Linked DNA regions of Homo sapiens: region 1 is linked to region 2. A link is an interaction called in ENCODE POLR2A ChIA-PET data of the cell type or tissue named here. Cell type or tissue: Panc1. All regions are shown on one strand. Each heading gives the region's core, and the rest is flanking DNA. Links, peaks and the distances in the headings are about the cores only.

Region 1 (8,165 bases), core at 1,802-6,801, 160 kb after region 2:
TACGAAGTGATGAATTTTGAGTATTTATTCCTTTTGTTTTGAATATAATTTATTTCATTGTAATTTTATACAATTTTATTTTTATTTTTATTTTTTGAGACAGGGTCTCACTCTGTCACCCAGGCTGGAGTGCAGTGGTGAGATCTCGGCTCACTGCAACCTCCGCTTCCCAGGTTCAAGTGATTCTCTTGACTCAGCCTCTCAAGGAACTGGGACTAAAGGCACACACCACCACACCCAGCTAATTTTAGTGTTTTTAGTAGACATGGGGTTTCACCATGTTGGCCAGGCTGGTCTTGAACTCCTGACCTCAAGTAATCCTCCTGCCTCAGCCTCTCAAAGTGCTGGGATTACAGGCATAAGCCACCGCACTACCGCACTTGGCCTGATTTTTATTAATAACTGTGTTTCACAAATGGTTCACAGAATTCCTGAAGATCCAACAGCAGGCTGTGGTGAGCCAGTGCATCCCAGCCCCAGTACCCCACTAGGTAAGGCATGCAGGTAGCAGTTCCTGCTGTGAATTCTCTACAGAGAAAATATCCAGCTTTCCCGTCCACCAAACCAGGTACATTCTCCATGCTTCCCTGGATCCAAATCACAGGGAAAGCTGGGTCACTGAACTTTGAGCTCTGTTTCTCCAGAAAATGACCTATCTGGTGAGACTTTTCTCCCCCAAGTCCTTCTTCCTGGACCTCTGCTTCAGGCAGCTCACCTCTGGACACAAGTGTCAGCTTGGCCCCACTGGCCATGAACACGGGGTTGAGGTCGGAGATGGGGCTGGCAGTGATGATGTTCCCTCCAACGGACTAAAACAAGCAGAGAGCATGCAGTGAGAGCCCACCCCAGGAAACCCCTGCTCACGTAGCAGGCTCCTGAACATACCAGCCAGGTGACACCTGCTGCAGGCAAACCCCTGAGGTCCTGTGCCTACTGTAGTCACAATACCAGCATAGTGAGAACTTCGGCATTCTGAAAAATGCGCAAAATTTGAAATCAGAATACTTGAGATTGGATCCCCACTCTAAAATTTTAGCAGGCAAGCCCCTTTAAGTGTGTGTGTTTGATTGATGATTTCACCCAACCTTTTCCCGAAAGGATTGAGGTGATTTATCACAGAGGCCATATAGACTTAGTAAAATAGAAGATAAAGATCAAGGAAAGAGAGGAGGAAGACTTAAGGTTGAACAATTTGCTCTATTTGGATCTGAACTTCCTGGTAACTTGGCAAAAAAAATGTAAGAAGAATCAGATACAGGGTTCTCGTTATTAGAAAACAGGAAGAAAATCAGTTGCACGATGAAAATACAATTCTTCCTGGAAATAGATTTTAGCAGAACTAGGGAACTCAGCAGAGTTTTTGAGTTTATGTTTCCTTATCTACAGTTTATGTTTCCTTATCTATAATCAGAAGTGACAGGTACTTGGGGTGGGGGCTGGGAGGAATAGGAGTAGGCTGTTTTGTTTTAATTTAAAAAAACAATTTAAAAATGGAAGAGATAGCTTTTCTTCCGACACCATAAACTGTTGTGAAGAGCTTCCATTGGCATAGGGTGTTCGAATGCCACCATTTGCAAACTGGGAATGTGGGGACTTGTCTGAAGGCTGACTGAATAATCAACAGGTGTATTCCTCCCTCTGTGGGAGGGCTCTGTCTCTGGTTCTCCCTATAGCTCTGAAAGGAAATTCCCCTCTCAATTCTGACTTCTCCCTAGCATATCCATATCTCTTGTTCACCTACTGTTTGGCTCAGCCAAGCTCAGGAAGGGGGAGGGAGGCAGGAAGCCTCATCTCTGCAACCACAGAATGAAGCCTATGAGTCGTGGAGTGCATTTCCCAGGGTGCCCCACAGACCACCTTCATCAGAAGCACCTGAAGAGCTGGGCTACATCCCAGACCCATGTATCAGAATCTCTGAGGGTGGGGCCCAGGAATCTGCACTTTAACAAGCACTGCTCCTCCCAGGCAACTCTAAGCGCTAAAGTTTGAGGCCCACTGCACTGACACAGTGAGAGTCTGGCTGCCCTGCTTTCAGATGAAAGCTCCATCCTACGGGCCTCGCTTGCTTCTGAGAGCGACTCACCGCCACAGACTTGACTTGCTTCCCAGCAAACCAGCGCAGCTGCTCCAGGACCCCTCTGAACACCTCTGTCTTTTGGGCAGGAAGCTTAGCAACAGCATCCACCAGGGTTTTTTCCACAATGCTCAGGGGGCAAGCAGCTCCAAAGGAGATACCTGGGAACGCACGTTCGGAATCACAGCAATTCTTCCCACAGTTCAGAAGAGGCTTTCATGCACAGCTCCTCTGAAGCTTTCCAGCAACTGGAGCAAGGCTGAATCAGGACTCACAGCTTTCCATGGATGAGGAAATGAGGGCCCAGAGTGGTTGAGTGACCTAACCAATGCCACACAGCTAATAAAAGAGCCAGTACTCAAGCTTGGGCCTCTTGATCCTACAACCAATGCTCTTTCCTCTAAACCAGTAGTTCTCAACTCATTAAAATCAGAATCTCTGAAGGTGAAGTCCTAGCATTCTTTTTAAAAGCACTCAGGCACAATCCCCACCTCCCCACCCCCGCATGAGTGATTCTAATGTGTAGCCAGAATTGAGAAAAATGATTGAAGATCCCGCAGCCTCTTGCCCACTGGCACCCTACCATGGATGTTTCAGCAATGAATGGGGTCTCCTCCCGCCTTTCCCTGTGCAAGGTGAGCCCCAGGAGAAGCAGGGGGCAGCCAGAGCCAGTGGGGAGACCACCCTGATACCTGCCACCCACCTTGTAACCTATCCCCAGCCTCACAGCCCCTCCATAAGCTTGGAGTGAACCTCCTCTTACCGTCGGGTCCATGTTCTACCGAATTCAGCTCAGGGATCCAGGCTGGGCAGACAATCATAGGAAACAGCATATTCTTGAACTTCATCTCAATGCCTAGAGAGAAACAAGAAGCTGAAGTTGTAGGCCCATTGTTGTATCACCAGGGCAGGCCTTAGCAGCTTTTCTCACCATTACACACAGGATATATGACATATCCACAATCATAATATGCTCTCTGGTGACTGTAGGTGTCTGGGAATAGGAAACTCAGTAGACCAGGGGTGGGATTAGATGCAGTCTTTGGACTGTCAGCCCAAAACTAGGTCTTTCTTTCCCTCTCAAAAAACCTACCTGAATTCAAATGAAATGAGTTTGAATTCACTCTAGTGTGTGTGTGTGTGTGTGTGTGTGTGTGTGTGTGTTTGTGTACATTAGAAAACACAGGAAATTAAGGTATGTCAGGAACCCTTCTAAGCACTTTCCCTATTTTAACTTAATTAATGCTCACAACAACCCTATGAGGTACTATGATTTTTCTGTTTATAGATGAAGAAGCTGAGGCACAGAAAAGTTAAGTTTCTTGCCCAAATCACACAGCTAAGAATAACCAAATTTCAGTACTGGAATGATTATTCGTGTTGGGGTATAATCGTAATAAAAACATGAAAGTTTAACATTAAAACAAAAAAGGAAAATGGGAGGGAAAACTTCAAATCTGTCCTCCAGTTCCCACTATCTGCCTGAGTTCTTCAAGTTGTCTGGCTTTGCGGGGCCACACATCTGTGTGTGGTTTCTGGCCTTCCTGACTAAATGAGTCAGAAGCCTCTGTTAAACAAGTGTGCCTCTGTTCCTTAGACCCAGTTGGCTCAGCACCTCTCCCAGCCCTGCCAACAGTGTATAGATGGAAAAGGTTAAAAAAGAAATACCTGTGACCTCTTTGCCCCCCCTTCCCCCCAGGTGCTGTTTAGGATTTCTGAAGGGGGCCCTAGGCTTTGTGGATCCCCAGATTCCAGAATCTTCAAAGCTCCCTTCAGAAATCCTAGAAGCACCTGAATACCAGCCCCTTTTGAATATCAGCTTCCAGGACAAAGAACACAGATTGAAGCAGCAAGTTCTACGTTACTAAGGTTTTCTCTTTGTCTGCCTTCCCCCAACACTCTGCGTTGACTGGAGGTGACTATGCTATTGGGGTATGTATAAGAGAGAAGGGAGTGGCGCAGAAGGAAATGGTCTTGAGAAATCATTTCTAATTGTGGAACTTAGGTAATCTTTGTTATTCATTTCTCTTGGAATCCAACTGGGCCCAGGACATTGGATGGCTCATGGCAGGGAGCATGCAAGTGTGAAATGATCCCCTTGAGGCTGGGGTGGGGGACCACATGAGCCCATGAGTTTGAGGTGAGCTATGGTGACATTGCACCACTGTATTTCAGCCTGGGCAACAGAGTGAGACCCTGTCTTTGAGGAAAAAAAAAGAAGGACCTCCTAAGATTCCCCCAGCCACCTTAAATCAAGCTACACCTGAGCTACATGAGCCATGAGTCCTGTTGAGCCATGGCCATCAAGATCACATTTCTTGAGGTGTGTCTCAGCCCACCCTGCTGCCTCAGTGTGTCACAAAACCACAGTTGGGGACTCTATCTTATGTATATGTGCGCACGAGGGAGGCGTCCATTCTGACTCCATCAGCACTGACCCAAGCCAGGCTCTCCTCTCTGTGGCTGAGGAGCCAACCAGAACTCAGGGCTTGGCAGCTCCTTCAGGAACCAGAGCCAGGACCTGACTGCTTAGAAGGAGAGCATGCCCCTCCACAGCAGAGGTCCTCAGCTGTCCCACGGTCTCCTCCTTAGATCCTCACTAGGCTTGGGATCCAGCAAAGTAGAAATAGGCCATGCCAGGTTTAGAAATCGACAGAGATTAGCAGGGACCTGGGAACCTCTCCCCATCTCTTACAGCACTGGGGCTGAGAGGTGCATATTCTGAGTCTCCCAGCCTGTTCAACTATTCCAGGCCTCACGTCCTAGGTGGTAGCACTGACAGGGCAGGTGGCCATGGTCATAGGCAACACAAACACAGTCACACCTGGAGCTCTCCTCTTCTTTACCTTATCACATCCTCCCCCAGAAAAAGTGGGGTGGTGGGGTCAAAAGCGACATTTATGGAACCTCTAGTGTCCATCAGCCACTGGCCTAGACACTTTGCTTAAATTAGTTCCTCCTCCCTTAGACTAGAAGGCCCTTGAAGGCAAGGAACCATGTCCAATTGAGCTTTGTATCCCAAGCCCCTTCCAGAGTACCTGGCTCATGCTCGGTGCTCTGTAAATGTTTGTGGAGAGAAGTCAACTACATGCAAGGATCTCATTTCACACCCAAAACAATCCTTCAAGGAGTTGTTAGTATCCCCATATAAAAAACAGAAAATGAGGGTAGATGAGGACAAGCAACTTTTCTGAGGTCACACATCCAGCAAGGGGCTGAGCCAGGCCTGTGGGACTCCACAGCTAGGGGCCTTTGCAGGAACTGGAGTGTCCAGGGATTTCCAGTGGGCTCCAGGTAGTCAGTGGGGCAGAGGGATAGGGTGCAGAGGCAAGTAAAGTCAGGGGGAGGTGAGGATGGGCAAGAGGACCTAGAAACACCCCCAGACCCCCTGGCAGCCCCAGGGCAGCCTCCCTGGCCCTTACCAATCTCCGTGTTCCCCACGACCAGCTTGGCGTCAGGGTGCTGAGCCTTGAGGTCCAGCAGCTCCTTGAGGGTTGAGGCCTGTATCCACGTCACACGCTCCCCTTCAAATCGCAGCTGCTTCCGAGGAGTGTCTTTCAGCCTCTGGGAAATGCAGTTTTCTTACTACACTGTCTCCCTCTTCCTACTGTCATTCCTCTTATAAATTGCTTTAAGTCCTCAATGGGATGTTTTACTGACATTCAGAATGAAAATATCTAACAGGAAGAAGCAAGGGGAAGTAATATGTTCAGAGGCAGGAACTCCATTGGGACTAGTCTTTACAAGACTTCCATGAAGGAGGCATTATGAGCCTCATTTTCACCAGTGAAAGAAGATCCTGAGGGTCAAGGAGGTTATGGGACCTGCTGAAGGTCACCTGCCATGAGGGGTCCCCAACAGACCTGGCTGAAAGCCAGATTCCTTGCAGTGCCCCATAATATCTCCAGGGGGCACCATGGACAAGGCATGAGAAGGGAGGGAGGGAGGGAGAGAGGGAGGGAGGGAGGGAGAGAGGGAGGGAGGGAGGGAGGGAAGAAAGGAAGGAAGGAAGGAAGGAAGGAAGGAAGGAAGGAAGGAAGGAAGGAAGGAAGGAGTTTGTTATAAGGGGATGCCTAGGAAGGCTGGCTTTAGTGCTTGCAGGAAGACACTGGGCTGAGAACGAAGCCCTCAAATCGAACTGCCAGTATTTTCAAAGTTTCACAGTCCAGAGAAAGATCTGCTGGTGGCCTGCTGCAAAGCCATTCTCTCTGGCCTGTTGAAGCTACAAGGTAGTTTTCATAGCTCAAAACTCTGAGAAGTGTGCACTTCAAAAACTCCGAGTGGCTTGATTCTTTCGTTGCCATAAATATTAGAGTGATGGTGATAAAGTGGGTGTGAGGGGGTTTCCTTAAGACAGAGCTGTGAGCTGCAGATCATGTCCTTTGAAGAGAGCTCTCGTTTTTTGTTTTGTTTTGTTTTGTTTTAAATAAATGGATTGCTTATAGAGGGAATACGTTTCTTGGAGTGCTTATGTATTAGATATAGGCAGGAGATCAACAAATGGTTATAGTGAACCTGCTACACTACACAGTGTGCCTAGAGAGCCAGTCCCTATCCTCATGGGGCTTGTCATTTAGCAAGGAACACAGACATCAAATTAATAACTGTAACTGTGACACACATGAACTGAAGTGCAGGGGCTGTGGGTACACATAGCAGAGACTCAACCTAGGGGAGTGTCAGAAAATGGAAGGGAAATTTAAGCTGAAACATAAAGGACAAGAAAGACACAAAGTTCCCAGTGGGTATGAAAATAAAGCAGGTTTCCAGGGACTCACAGTACAGACCCGGCTGGATCTGTCCCTGAGGCATCACCTACCAGCAACTCTGGGGGAAAAATGGGCTCCTGGGTTGGATCCAGGGGCGTGAACTCCTCTGGTTTGAATAAAGATGGCGAGAGGCTGACCTATGGGGAAAGAGAACAGGTAGGTGATGCAGTATCTCCTCCTTTCAAACACCCAAGAGGACCAATTCAGCCTTTCCTTCCAGCAAGCTCATTCCCAGCCCCCTGCAGGCTGCAAGAGGAGCAGGTAATCCCTGGGAGGCAGGAATGAGAGAGTCTCAGTTACAGGACCCGGGGCTAACGTGCACCATCACCATCCCCACAGTCTGCCATCACCGACTCACCGTAGGTTCCTCTTCCAGCCCCCACCGCCAGGGACATGGAGCTCGTGCACTGACTCCTCTAAGTCTCAGATTACCCCCAGGCTTCCAGGGGGAGAAGAACTCACTTACTGAGTGGTCTTTCTTCTGGTTCATGCAGCAATTTGGATTATTCCCATCTCCTCCACAGCATCCACCATCCTAGAGAGATGATGAACATCTGCACAAGGGTATTTACAAAGAGTATTTGCAGAAGCTAAGGAATCTAGATTACTAATATCCAGAACACTCCAGCTCTGACGCCTGTCCCAGCATCAACAGCAGGGGCATCCTGCCTGCCTGTTGCCCAGAGTGGAGGCCTCCGCTACATTCCCTCTTGCTTGGCTAACGTAGATTAAACAACTCATGGATAAACAAATAGGAGCAACAAGGCCACTGAATTTCAGGAACTTTTCTCCATAAAAGCTAGGTCCTACTTTATCAAAACCTATCCCTTATGCCCATTTCTCTTCTTCAGTGCTGCTTCCTCAGGAAGCGTCTATGAGGGATATTCCCATTGGCTCTCTCAAGACTCAAGAGGCTTGACTTCCAGATCAGCAAGGTTCTAGGGGCGTGGCTGGTGTCTCCCAGGCTGGGCTCTCTGCAGGACCCTGCCAAAGGATGTCCAAGACGGGTGCTGAGCCCAGCACTGTGTCCAGCCAGTGTGCCCAATGGCCTCCCTACTGCTTATTAGGCACTTCTTCCCAGAAAGGTAAACACCCTTCACTCCTCACTGTGGGCCTGTTCTGGAGAAGTATGCAGGTCAGACCACCCAGCATCTCTGGGAAAAGACTTGCTCAGGACCTCTTAGGATACCAGTGGCAGAGCACACACAGAGTCTAGAATCACTACCACCCAGCACCGAGGCACTGCAGGGTGGCAGAGGGGCGCACTCAGCTGACTGATCTGCAGCTCAGGGCTTCAGAAGACAGAGTCCTGGAGTTGTGCT
Region 2 (7,241 bases), core at 382-5,381:
GGTGGCACACATCTGTAATCCCAGCTACTCAGGAGGCTGAGGTGGGAGAATCGCTTGAACCAGGGAGGCAGAGGTTGCAGTGAGCCAAGATCACGCCACTAACTGACAAGTCATGCTATTCCTTGATGTTTTTTTCCACCTGATTTTTGTTCGTTTGGTTATACATTTTCAAAACCAGGATCCAACAAGGAGAAGAGAAGGGCTTTGATTTGTGAGTGGGAGAAAAGACAATAACAAGTTCAGAAGAATGAAAGGAAAAATTGATGATTCCATATATAACTTTCAAGCATTAGAAATTTATCCAAGAACCGAGATAATAAAAAGAGGCTTTGTGGGGTAGCTCATAAATGAAAAGTCATCGCCAAGGTTTCAAAGTAAATTCCAAGACCTAAGTTATTAAATCCTTCACATTCACAATATTTTTAGAATGTCACAGAAAAATATTCGTTAAGAAATTCACTATGAAGTTTGAAAAATAAACACAGACAAGCTATTTTCTCAACAGAAGGGTGTTTTCCTAAGTTATCAGAGAGCTAATTAAAATTTCAAGAACATTTATTCATAACAAATAATTTGAGTGAATTCTGATTGACAAGGACTGCTCTGTCTGGGGAGGGCTTGGGGACAGGGCTGTGAGCCATGCCAATCAGGGAGGCAAGGCAGGTACAGTGCATGTTTCTTATTTTCTGCCTCTATTTTAATTGTGTACTTGGCATTGTTTAATGGGTCCAAATCAATACACTACTAAGGAACATATTTCTAACCATTCTCTTCTTGACCCTTTCTTTGTTCCTGATATCATTTTCTCCAAGTGTCTCACAGTTTTACCTGTGTTCATCTGCCTTTTTGGGGTTTGGTTTTTTTTTGGTTTACTTTTGGCTTTGTTTTCCTTCTGACTTGTAAACTACCTATCTTTCTTGGCAGAAAATGTATTTGTATTTGCCATTATGATGCTCATGACAGGGAACACTGATCGCCAGGGAGAACAGCGTGGTTTCTGCATTTCCTTCCGAGAGACGGTTGCAAGGCTTCTGTTTCATGTCATTGGGGTATAGTCGGAAAGAAGCCCTGGTGGTAAATAAACCATGACTAATTTCAAGGATACAAAAGTGAATAAGACATTGCGACTGATGCCCAGAAGATGCAAGAAAAGAGGGACAAAGTGCCTTGAAGTCAGCAGCACCCCAGCCAGAGTGAGGGCTCTAGCACAGTTGCCAATGTAGCAGCCCCAATTCCTGGGAGTTTTTCACACACAACCCTCTGAAGCACTGTGTCTAGCATGGATGCCTCAGGTCTGCCAGTCAAAGGAATTCCTCACCTTAACAACTATGTCAAATAGCCATCCTAAGGCTTGCATTATCTTAAAATAGAGGGATTCTCTATGTACAGAAAATAACACACTTTTATGGAGTTGTGTGGGCAAAAGTTTTCAATAGAACATGGAAGAGACTTATGTTGAAATGAATTTTCCTCCTACAGTTCCAAGGAAAGGTTTATCTGTGCCTTTCAAAGCATAAAAGACCAAACTTCCCCTCAACTGAAAAGCATGATATCTAGTAAGTCTTTGAGTCTGGGCTTTTTCGAAAGAGGAAGCAGCTCTGAAAACATTAGTCGCTTAGGTGGCCTTCATACCTGGGCCTCCCGAACACATAGCAACCTTCACTTTGACCTGCCCTCTCTGGAATTATGTGGAGTTTGCATCCTAGAAAGAGCTTACGTTTGGAGTCAGATCAGCCTGCAGTTTGACCCTGATGCTACTGCTTACTAGTTGGATAGCCTCAAGATAGCAACTCACCTCTAAGAGCCTCAGTGTTATCATCCACAAAATGGGAATGATAGATACTTTACATGATTAGTGGAAAAATTCAATTGTTTGTTTTGTAATGAATATAAAACATTTAGTCCAGGGGCTGGTACATAATATGCACTCAATACATTTTTTGAAAATCATAATTGTGATTATTCACTAATGATTGGATTTGGTGCTTACTGAGAGGTTTTTGAGAACCTTTTAACCCCTTGGACTAGGTGTGATTGGTCTACAGGATATCCAAGTGAAAGTGTCAGAAAAAGATCTGGAGTTCAAAGATGTTACGGAGTGAATGTTTGCGACCTCCCAAAATTCACAGGTGGAAATCCTGACCCCCAGTGTGATCACATTCGGAGATGGAGCCTTGTGGAGGTACTTAGATCATGAGGGTGGAGCAATGAATGGGATTTATGAATCGGAGTTATGAATGGGATTAGGGCTCTTATAAAAGGGACCCCAGAGAACTCTCCTGCCAACTTTCCGCCATGTGAGGATACAACAAGAAGTTGGCAACAAGCAACCTGGAAGAAGACTTTCACCAGAACCCAGCTATGCTGGTGCCGTGATCTCGGGCTTCCAACCTCCAGAGCAGCCAGAAATAAATGTCTATTGTTTATAAGCCACCCAATCTACAGCATTTTGTCCTAGCAGCCTAAACTGACTAAGACAAAAGGAGAAGTGTAAACTGGAGACAGGAATGTTTAAGGTTATCAGCATGCAGATGCAGAAAGAAACGGAAATCTTGCAAGTGGGCAATACCACGGTACTAAATTGATTATCTTTGGCTCACCCTCTATCCAGAGTTTTCACCAGCCCATGTGACAGCACTTCAAATGTAACTTTCAAATTTTTAGCTCCTTAAATTATTCACACAGCACAGTTTAGGGTGACCAGTTCCCTCACTGTTAAATATGTCCCATCAGACCCCATCTGGAGCACATCAGTCAGTTCAACATCCTACCCTTCAGAAAGACAGTGACACCTCCCCTACTCTGCCTCATTTTAAGTACTAAGCTTCTGTTTCTTTTTCTTTTTCTTTTCTTTTTTTTTTTTTTTTGAGATGGAGTCCCAGGCTGGAGTGCAGTGGGACAATCTCGGCTCACTGCAGCCTCCGCCTCCTAGGTTCAAGCAATTCTCCTGCTTCAGCCTCCCAAGTAGCTGGGACTACAGACGCCCACCACGACGCGTGGCTAATTTTTTGTATTTTTAGTAGAGATGAGGTTTCACTATGTTGGCCAGGCTGGTCTCGAACTCCTGACCTCGTGATCCACCTGCCTTGGCCACCCAAAGTACTGAGATTACAGGCATGAGCCACCAAGCCTGGCCGCTTCTGTTTCTTTATCTGGGAGAATAATGACATTTTGAGCTGTCACTGTGCAAATGAAATGAAGTCATCTATGTAAGAATACTTAGCATAACACCTGACATATAACAGGCTCTCCATCAATGTTGATAGTCATTTTTTCCTATGTTTGTTTTCATACAGCCTGAATCCCATCGTCATTTTTCGCAACTACATCTCAGTATTGATCCACGTTGAGTGTGTCATCAGTTAAATCTCTTGTCTCTTTAACATGTGAATTCCGTCCCATCCTGTAAAGGAAAAGCCTTTTGAGAAGAGACTGGGGCAGTGCTTTAGTATTCTTGTGGCTATCAATAGAGAACTCCTCAAACTGACTGCTTGCTCCTGAGACTCTTCTACGGTCTCAGCTTCCATTGATGGCACCACCATCTACCCAGGCTCCCAGGAAAGAACACTCAGTACATAACACACATATACATTTACATATGAAGGCTTCTATACACATACAAATATATATGTCTGTTAAAGCTGAGAAGATACTACACACTAGATGCTTTGCTTTGGTAGAATATTTTTTTTATCCAGCCAAAAGGAAAAAATAAGTGTTCAAAGAGATCATCATGCCCAAGCCAAGGGGTGAAGAAGTTGAGGTGGGGAGAGAAAAAAGAATCCAGACAGGTACCAGGATATCATTGAAATCATGAACAAAACAAGAATGCTCACATCTTTGTTGTTTTCAACACTGTTCTGAAAATTGTAGCCAAAATATGAAATATACATTATAAACCAACATAGTATTAATAAAAAAGAAAAGCACTGGTTGATAATCTTTATGTAAGTAGAAAAACAAAGAATAAACTAAAATTAATAAATAGTAAATAAAATAACTATATATATTGTTTAAATTAATGGGATTCCTATATATAACAATAACCAGTTAGAAGGTACCATAATAGAAATATTTCATTTGTAATAATAATAAACTATAAAATATCTGAGAATAATCAAGGAATGTTTTTGACCTATTTGAGGAGAACTATAAAAAGTTTATAGAGATATAAAAGATTTGTGAATAAATAGACAGTCATGTCATATTCCTGGAGGGAAAGATTAAGTATTAAAAATATGTCATTCCTAAAATTAATTCACAGTTTTAATGAGATTCTGATTAAGAGATCCCAATGATTCGGTTTTGTAGGAGAGAGAAGACAAGGAGAAGGTAATTGGCGAAACATTAAAATTAACTTGGATTAGACACAGACAAAAGATTAATAAATGTCCTTACTGTAAAAATTAAAAACTCTTTCAAAACAATACGAAAAACACTAAATGCTTTTAGAAAAATAAGGGAAAAAATAGACAATCAGAAAAATATAAATGGTTCATAAACAATTTCAAAACTTTTTCATAATAAAATATATACTGATTTTTAAAAGTCTATCATTTCTCACTTCCCAAATTGATGGATATTTTAAAATAATAAGTTTTAAATTTTTAAATGAGAGATAACTACATTTTAATAAAATGAAAATATTTTAAAATAATAACATACAGGGCTGGAGTGAGAGAAAAAAATGTAGGAACTCTGATATCATTGTGGTAAGTATATAAATTGATGTGCCTTTTTTGGAAAGCAATTTGGTGATAAGTATCAAAAGCATTAATAATATTCCCAATAATTTCATTTATTAAATATATACAAAGAAAATAAAACCATGGATGAATATTTACATACAAAAATGTTCATCTTTCAATGATGATCACAGAAACAGAATAGATAACTCTGAAATAGAGCTTTTATTATTGTTGACAATAATTTTGCAAATGACTTATCTGTCCATTATTGAATATAGTTAATTAGATTACAGAATTTCCATATGGCTGAATATTAGCATTCATTTCAATTTAATTATTGGAATATTTTTTCAGGATATGTAAAAACACTGGTGGTATGGTGTTGACTGGGGGAAAAGATCAGATGGTAAGTTAAATATAAGTGCACAAAAGAAAAGATTGAAGCAAAATTACCCCCAAATTTTCATAATTACTTTTCAACTGGAAAAAATAAAAGACAGAAAGGGAGAGGAGGAGGAAGACAATGATGAAAATAAGAAGAAAGTGAGAATATCTAAGAAATTTTAAAAACATACTAGTAAGGGAGGGCGACTATTCATACCAGATATTAAAATTTATCAAAAGTTGTTGTAATTTAAATGGCATAATACTAATTTAGGCAAATAACTCATGGAAACAAAATAGATAACTCTGAAATAAGGATTGTGTTATCTAATAATTTATAATAATTTATCTTTAAGATTTGACAAATCAAAGGAGAACAGAAGATCATTGAACCGAGAGAACTAGTAAAGAATGCGGAAATAATTCCTGATACATTATCACCCCAAACTTTAATACCCCACTTTGTCTGCCTGTGTATTTTTAAATATCCCACGCTCATAGGTTCTGCCTTTATCAGGTTCTCTGTGCTCACAGACATTTTTGTAGTCATAGACTTATCTGTTATAACATATAAGGTTATAATAATTGGCCAACTACAGGTAATTCACATTTCTAATCTTTGTTTGCTTGTCAAAAGCCACATCAGGAATGAGTCAACTTCAGTGCCTGCACCAGCCCTGTGCAGGGTTAAAAGAGAGCTTTTCTCCTCAAGGTGCTTCCTCTATCTCCCCTGGCAAAGAGACAGACATGTAAACAACACTTACAGCCCGGGAAAGATGCTCAGGAACTGGTGCTGGTCCTGGGGTCCTTCAGCATGGATTTTTCTGCTTTTGGTGTTTCCCTTACCCAAGCGAGGCTGTTGAGTGGGATGGTGCAATCAAGATCCTGCTGGCAGGGACAGACAGATATATTTGGGTTTGGAACTAATAACTTGTTTCTGTTTTTGCACTGATCAAGCAGCTCAGAGCCCAGTGTGATGGCTGCTCACCTCTGGGGGCCTCCTGCTCATCTCCCTCTGATATTTCTGTACCATTCACCTGCCCATTCCCCTCATATCAGCTGCCTCAAGGGTTCATTTATTTTTTAGAATTCAAGGGATTTCGGTAAGCTGCCTCCCACTTTTTGTGGACTGAGGGGAAAGTGAGTAGGATGATAGATAGCTCAATCAAAGATGCCTGTGTGGGCAGTTTCCTACCTCTCTGCACCTGAGTTTCCCTCTGGGAAACATCCCTATCTTCCTCTTCAGGATTGCCATGAGGACTAGATGCCCACGCTCTGGAAACACCTGTGCTACAAAAGCAGACACTGACCATAATTAGGAGATTTTCGAATTATAGCTCACATCTTGCAGGTAGCAAATGTCTTGCCTTTGGAAGTTGAGGTTCTTAGAAGCAGGCATCTTATTAAAACCAGATACACACCGCTGCCTCTCGTGGTGTGGGCTTTCCTCCGTGTAATATTGGATTTCTCAGGTTAGCTCTGCTCCTGCTGCACCCAGGGATGAAACTGACTTTCTGCCAAGGAGAGCTGCTATGTATGAGACAGCCGCATTCCAGCAATTAAGTAGCTGTGGTACCGATGGTATGAATGGGGAGTGTTATTCCTGGACAGCCCATCAACTAGACTCAGACAGACCCTCTTTCTTCATCTCCTTTTTGGCTTATAAACTTCCTAAGCACAGTTCCCTCACCTGTGTATTTTTATTCTAGACTTCCCTTTCCTTGTGCACGTTCAGTACTCATTCATCCAAGGGGAAAGGGAACTATTTATTGAGCGCTTACTATAGACTTATAAAAACGTATCAGGTCCTTGACCTACATTGTTTCATTTTATCCCCACAACAACATTGTGAAGCGTCATTGGCACTTTTCTGCCTTTGGTGTTTCTCTTACCCTGGTTTCACTGATGAGGACCTTGTCATAAAAAGAGGTTTTAACTCGGCCTGATCTCATCAGTAGGAATTGGCTGAGCTGATGCACTTTCGCCTCCAACTGAAGTAAACAGAATGAGTACAGCACTGCGTCAGGCTGAAGACGTGCCCTGTCTAGTTGGAAGGCAAACAATTTAAACATGTAATTATAGTAACATGTGATGAATGCGGTAACAGAGGTTTACGTGGGGTAGCTTGGAAGTGGGGAGAGGGGCACAGCCTTCTTATGGGAGAGCTGC

The links. ChIA-PET counts read pairs that join two places held together with the same protein. Peaks named below come from ENCODE experiments on the same cell type or tissue, not always from the same donor. Only the 100,000 strongest peaks of a DNase experiment are listed, where the experiment ranks them.
Region 1: POLR2A ChIA-PET joins it to region 2 with 7 read pairs; 2 of 35 experiments call an interaction of 5 or more read pairs at or near these places.

The regions. Positions count from the first base shown.
Region 1 is chr2:31,380,918-31,389,082 of GRCh38, forward strand. It overlaps XDH (xanthine dehydrogenase), which reads right to left. Exons shown (of 36, transcript NM_000379.4): 7 at 7,310-7,378; 8 at 6,894-6,980; 9 at 5,497-5,638; 10 at 2,838-2,930; 11 at 2,084-2,235; 12 at 716-809. Among named protein-coding and RNA genes, the nearest start is that of XDH, 30 kb to the right of the region's middle. RefSeq lists an enhancer at 2,110-2,651. In Panc1, for the core only: no CTCF peak of the experiment used is centred there; a DNase peak (open chromatin) is centred at 4,016.
Region 2 is chr2:31,220,692-31,227,932 of GRCh38, forward strand. It overlaps a transcript of CAPN14 not described here. Among named protein-coding and RNA genes, the nearest start is that of CAPN14, 6.8 kb to the left of the region's middle. In Panc1, for the core only: no CTCF peak of the experiment used is centred there; no DNase peak of the experiment used is centred there; H3K27me3 peaks cover 1,471 bases.